Linked DNA regions of Homo sapiens: region 1 is linked to region 2. A link is a contact called in ENCODE Hi-C or POLR2A ChIA-PET data. All regions are on one chromosome and are shown on one strand. The core of a region is the stretch at or near the end of the contact, and the rest is flanking DNA. Distances in the headings are between cores, read along the strand shown. Region 1 overlaps KAT6B (lysine acetyltransferase 6B). Region 2 overlaps KAT6B (lysine acetyltransferase 6B).

Region 1 (3,237 bases), core at 45-2,544, 44 kb before region 2:
CTGTACTTGCCGTCTTCATCAACCACCATCTACCCAGGGGGTCCTGGTTTGCCACACACTGAGGGGAGTTGCCAAAGTTCAAACAATTCCTGCTCTCTGTGTGTGATGAAATCATAAAACTCAACAGATAACTAAATAAAAAATTGAGGCTGCTTAACATAACTACAGATGCCCTCCCCCACCCAAATCCAATAGCACACAAAGAACATCCCATTGCTGGGCTAGACAGAGGATATTCCATTGCCATCTTGCCCCTGGGTCACTGAGTTTAAACTCTGGAAGCAGGAGCAGAAAACAGTGAATTTGAGAGACAGAGTTAAGAAGCTGAGAGATCCAGGTTAAACAGGACCCACCAAGAAGTGTGGCCTCAGCAGGTTCCCCCATTTTCCTGTTTGGGGCACACTTTTCACCTAGCAGCGCTCCACACACCAGGTCTTACTGCTCACTTCACAGAGGAAAACTGGAGACCCTGAGGGGCAATGCCATTCAAAGGAGCCAGCCATGAGCCAGTGTGTAATAGATTCCTCCAAGAGGTGTGCGGAGCGTGAGCCTAGATTCTTTGGAAGGCTGTACAGTTTAAAATCTAATGGTCTTTTATCACATAAACCCGAAGAGATCTCCAAACTTGATTTTATTTTTTTAAACCTGGTCTTTAAATAGTAAGAACATTAGTAAATCCCATGTGAAAGAACTTACAACCAAGCTGCAAAGGAAACCTGAGGGGTAATAAAAAAAAGCAGATTCTGCAATTTCAAAACTGTTTTATAATTTCCTGACTTTGGCAGGCTCATTGTTTAAATATGTATTTTGGATTGCTGCCAAAAAGGTCCTCCTCCCTAAAGCTTAACAGGTGCTTCATAAAATTCCACCCACCAGGAGATTTGGCTTTTTGAAGTAAAAACATTCAAAATCAATCACCAATACCGTTAATAAAAGCACACTATTCCTGAGTTAAAAAAAAAAAACTCTAAACATCTGTATTTAAGATGTTGAGAAAATAAAATATTGTCACAGGATTATGACCTCAGGCAGGAGAGACACCCAGGCAGATGCATTTAACCTGTGACACTGTTCTTTTATGAGGCTTCTCTCATTCAAATGAATGCAAGGAAAAAGTCTGAATAGATAAAAATGGTATCAATCTCCTCTTTCTGCTCAGGAACGGCAAACAAAGACAGCTTGCTTGTCGACTTCTAAGAAGCACACTGAAGCGGGGAGGGGAGAGGTCTACTTTGATCAGAGCCCTCCCCTCTGTCCCCTTATATAGTGAGGAGGGTAAAAACTTAACTTTTAAAGAACAGCAATTTAAATTCCACCCTTAAAATGGATCCCATCAGCTTAAAAGTATACCACTTACTTCCCCCCTCTTTTTTATTACTTCCTGTAAGGCATATATCATGGGCACATATGACCTCAATTTCACGCACTGAATTTTTCTCTACATTCAAATCTGCTTTTGTACTTTGTGACTTAATATTCAGTAACTAAGGTAATTCACATCATATTACAGCTTACTATTTATTCTCACAGGTATCTTATGAAAGACAGACTTTTTAATAATTATGCAGTTTGAAAATTAGTGGATTTCAGCCATTTTCAATCAGGGGCAAGGAATATTCTTTCTCTTAATGGTTTCTCTCACTTTAAGCAATACTGTATCTCAACTACTACTATTTAAGCTACCCTATCAAATTCTAAAATCTTCAGCCTATCTTTCCTTTAGGCAGCAATCTTACCTTTATTTAGCTCAAGAGAATTGGCCATAGATCCCTTACAGTTCTAAATTTCTATGATTCTGTAAAGGATGCTGAGGGATGAAGAAATATTTCCATTTTATTTTCTCATGGCCAACTTTAAAATAACACAAAAGACCGTAACGTGTCTTGATATACTACTGCACAATCTATAGTAATTAGATAAAGGAAAGCAATGCTACTGATCAAGTAATTCCTTACCTCTGGTTTAGCGATTTCATAAACTCAACAATTTCCTCTAACACTTTAATTTTTTTTTTTTTTTTGAGACGGAGTCTCGCTCTGTTGCCCAGGCTGGAGTGCAGTGGCGTCATCTTGGCTCACTGCAAGCTCCACCTCCCAGGTTCACGACATTCTCCCGCCTCAGCCTCCTTAGTAGCTGGGACTAGAGGCGCCCGCCACTATGCCTGGCTAATTTTGTTTTTGTATTTTTAGTACAGACAGGGTTTCACTGTGTTAGCCAGGATGGTCTTGATCTCCTGACCTTGTGATCCACCTGCCTCAGCCTCCCAAAGTGCTGGGATTACAGGTGTGAGCCACAGCGCCCAGCCTATTTTTTTATTTTTGAGACAGGGTCTTACTCTGTTGCCCAGGCTGGAGTGCGGTGGCATGATCACGGCTCACTGCAACCTTAGCCTCCCAGACTCAAGCAGTGCTGTCACCTCAGCCTCTCGAGTAGCTGGGACTACAGGCACGCATCACCAAGCCCGGCTAATTGTTTTGTATTTTTTTGGTAGAGATGGGGTTTTGCCATGTTGGCCAGGCTGGTCTTGAATTCCTGGCCTCAAGAATCCACCAGCCTTGGCCTCCCAAAGTGCTGGGACTACTGACACACCCCACCACGTCCAGCTAATTTCCTCTAAAATTCTTGTTCTCTCTGTTGACACGTTTCATGGTGCTTTGTCTTTCTGGAGTTTGTTTTACTATTGTATTTTGCAATTTATCAGATTTGAGAGCCATAATACATATTCATTCACTCATTCAATTTTACACAAATACATTGTCAAGTACTAGTAGCTTACAATAGTTTTATCTAGCAAAACCAAAGGAATACTATTTAAAATTAAACAAGTACCAATGGAACTACAAACCAGTGGAAAAGCTTTTTGGAGAAAGTACTGAGGAAGAAAAAACACAGGCTCTGTAGTAAGCACAACAACAGCAGCGCCCCAGCCATCTGTGCTCTAATTCCCATAACCTGTAAACATACTATACCTGTTGTAGCAAAAAGAACTCTGCAGAAGTGACTAGGGGTACCGACCTAGAGATGGGGAGTTTATCCTGGATTATCTGAGTGGGCATGATTGATCTAATCACATTAATCCTTAAAAGCAGAGAACCTTTTACGGACTTGGTTAGAAATGAAATGGCAAAAGGAGGAGGAAGGGTTCAAAGCATGAGAGAGACTCCACCTGCTATCACAGGCTTTCAAGATGGGGAGGGGGCTGCAAGCCGGGGAATGTGGGTGGCCTGTAGAACCTGG
Region 2 (2,930 bases), core at 238-2,737:
CGCCTGTAATCCCAGCACTTTTGGAGGCTGAGGTGGGCGGATCACGTGAGGTCAGGAGTTCAAGACCAGCCTGGCCAACATGGCAAAACCCTGTCTCTACTAAATAATACAAAAATTAGCCAGACGTGGTGAAGAGCACCTGTAATCCCAGCTAATTGGGAGGCTGAGGTAGGGAGAATTGCTTGAACCCGGGAGGCAGAGGTTGCAGTGAGCCGAGATCATGTCACTGCACTCCAGCCTAAGCGAGACTCCTTCTCAAAAAATAAAAAATAAATAAAAGTAAATTTACATTTTGGTTTGGATACAGAGACTAAAAGGTCTCCTCTACCACCCCATAAATTCTAGTATCAGACCTTTAAACTTTCAGATGTTAAGAATTAGTTTATTCCCCAAAGGTTCAATTAGAACACAGCTGAAAAAAAAAAAATTCAGTATAGCAAACTGACTGATTCCATGATCTGATTTCATCACCGAGCAGTAGGAAGCATTTAGCTGGTCTACAGAGAGAGAGGTGTGTGGTTCTCTTGGCTAGAAGGCACAAAATCCAACTTTCTGTTCTTTTGGCAAAAGAAGGAATGTCCAATCAGCATAGTAGGAAGTAAGTAACAGAATTTCTAATTTTACAAAGTTAGTCAATTTCATGGTTAAGAAGTGCTGTTTTGATGGTAACCTTTACATTTTTACAACCCAACTATGAGTATTAAGTAGGGAAGATCCAACTAAGATAGTTATTTCAGGGGTAACGTCCCTTTCTCTCAAAGTTAAAACTCTTAATATAATTCACTTGGCTTGTAACATGGTATTTAGTCATTCTCATTCTTTGAATTGTTGCCTAATGCAAGCTTTCATTTGGATACACCACTCCCGTTGATGTTTATAGGACTGCCTTGCTATTAACCTCTAACCCAATTAGTCACCAAACTGACAGCATGCATTGCTATTTGGAAGCCAACTGCTTATGAAGGAATTTTTTTTTAGAATCTGAACAAAATGAGCCGTATTATGGCCACTTTATTTATAGTTTTTAACGAAGTATTCCAGGATATCTACAGTGACAAACTCAGGGTAAAAGCAAATCAGGTCCTTTGTGTGCACTGGGCCAGGGAGTGAGGGCTATTTTAAATAAAAATATGTTTTAAAAATTTAAAGGTGTAATCCACCTTCTACCATGGCCATCTCTCCCCTTTACTTCTGTTACCTCTGTTTATCTCAGTGATAGATAACTCCATCCTTCCAGTTATTCAGGCCAATAACCTTGAAGTCTTCTCTTTTTCTAACACTCTGCATCAAGTTCATCAACAAATTCTGCGGGCTCTACTTCAAAATACATCCAGAATCTGTCCTCTTCTCACACTCTCCACCATTACCACTGGCCTAAACCATCATATCTCTTGCTTGTTTTGTGGCAATACCCTCCCAGCTGCCACCTTGGTGCCGCCTACAGCTTATTCTCAACACAGCAGCAGGAAACAGCTTGTTAAAACGTTAAGTCAAATCATGTGCCTCCTCTGTTCAAAACCCTGCAAAGGCATCCATCACTCTCAGCAAAGCCAGAGGCCTGACCTGTGCTGAGACCTTCCTCCCATCTGCTCTCACCTCTTACTACTTGACGACTCTCCCCTCTCTCTCCACGCCAGCCACACTGGCCTCTTATCTGTTTCTCAGACATGTCAAGGGCTCTTTGCACTTGCTGTTCCCTCCATCTAGAACACTCCTTCTCCATGCCTGGAATGCTCCCTCACTTCCCTCAGAAGTCAAGTTAAATGTCACTTTCTTAGAGAGGTCTTTCCTCATCAAACTATTTAAAAAAGCAATGCCTCCCCATCCCATCACTCCTTAATTCCCTTACTCTGCTTTATTTTTCTCCATAGCATTTCTCACAGCTGACATGCTATATACTCACTTACATTATTTGTCTCTTCCCATTAGGATGTAAATGAATTTCATGAGGGCAGAGACTTGTCTGTTTTGCTCCCTGCTGTGTCCCCAGTGCCTACAACAGTGCCTGACATACACCAGGTGCTCAAGAAATAGTGGCTGAATTAATGAATAAATAAATGAATGAATACTAGACTTCCTCCCTTCTACTTCTCCTACTCCTTTTCTATACTACTTCTAATAATAGAATTGTTTGCCCATGACTCATTGATAAAGTTGTCTTGCATTTACTTCTCTAAGATCTATTTCAAACTAACTTATCCTGAGCCCACACCCAATAAATAAACAAGAACTTAAGAAACCAGCTTACTTACCTTCTAACTAAACATTAGGTGCTTGAATCTTTCCAATAACCTCTACCTGTTTCTAAGGGCCTATAATTTCTTCTGCCACAGTGTATAATTCAGCCAGTGTTTCTCAATCCTCAGGCATTCCCAGACCATCCACGGCAATTTTGCTTCATCTGTGTATCACCTGTGCTATTATTTTCTTAACAAGTTTTAAACCTGGCTCACTTTTATTCTTTAAAAAAAAATATGACTACAGAAATGAAGTGTTTGTTCATGAACCACCACTGGAGGTTACATATACCAAACTCTGGATTCACTTGAGCCAAAAAGTTTACCATGGGGCCTGTAATACCTTTAGGATGTAAAACAAACACACATACATACACACACATCCTTTTGCTTAACGCTATGTAAGTTAAAAACTGAAGTCACATTAGAATCAGATCATCTATGGACTCAAAATATATCATGAAGAAATGTCTAAATTCCTAGTCAGATTAATTCAGGCCATCAACACTAAGTTCCTAAAGAAAAAACCTGCCCAATTATCTGCTGGGTCCTTTGTAAAATATTACCTGCTAAAATGCTCTGGTAAAGAGCACACTGGTATGCTTTTCTAGAAAAGTTCTTTTTTTCTGATCACTATTCCATCTACCTAGCCATCTTTCTTCTTTTTTTCCTTTCTTTTAGGAGAGGATTGGT

What was found. A loop is a pair of places that touch in the nucleus more often than their neighbours do. ChIA-PET counts read pairs that join two places held with the same protein, here RNA polymerase II (POLR2A). Pooled maps may share reads with other maps.
Region 1: a loop to region 2 is called in a map of PC-3, with 2.6 times the contacts of the local background. The contact joins two enhancer-like sites. A Hi-C loop is called at or near these places in 2 of 168 maps with a recorded cell type or tissue (PC-3 and endothelial cell of hepatic sinusoid), 2 of 37 single-sample maps with no recorded cell type and 3 of 50 pooled maps. POLR2A ChIA-PET finds 5 or more read pairs at or near these places in 9 of 52 experiments (AG04449, BJ, HepG2 and 6 more).

Annotation. Positions count from the first base shown.
Region 1 is chr10:74,966,113-74,969,349 of GRCh38, reverse strand. All of the region lies in intron 4 of KAT6B (lysine acetyltransferase 6B), which reads right to left. Among named protein-coding and RNA genes, the nearest start is that of SNORD172, 54 kb to the left of the region's middle. Within about 2 kb of position 1,294, at least 6 of the 41 ENCODE cell types and tissues checked have a DNase peak (open chromatin) inside an H3K27ac peak, as active enhancers do; they include PC-3, where a contact is called at or near this core.
Region 2 is chr10:74,922,393-74,925,322 of GRCh38, reverse strand. All of the region lies in intron 3 of KAT6B (lysine acetyltransferase 6B), which reads right to left. Among named protein-coding and RNA genes, the nearest start is that of KAT6B, 97 kb to the right of the region's middle. Within about 2 kb of position 1,487, at least 9 of the 41 ENCODE cell types and tissues checked have a DNase peak (open chromatin) inside an H3K27ac peak, as active enhancers do; they include PC-3, where a contact is called at or near this core.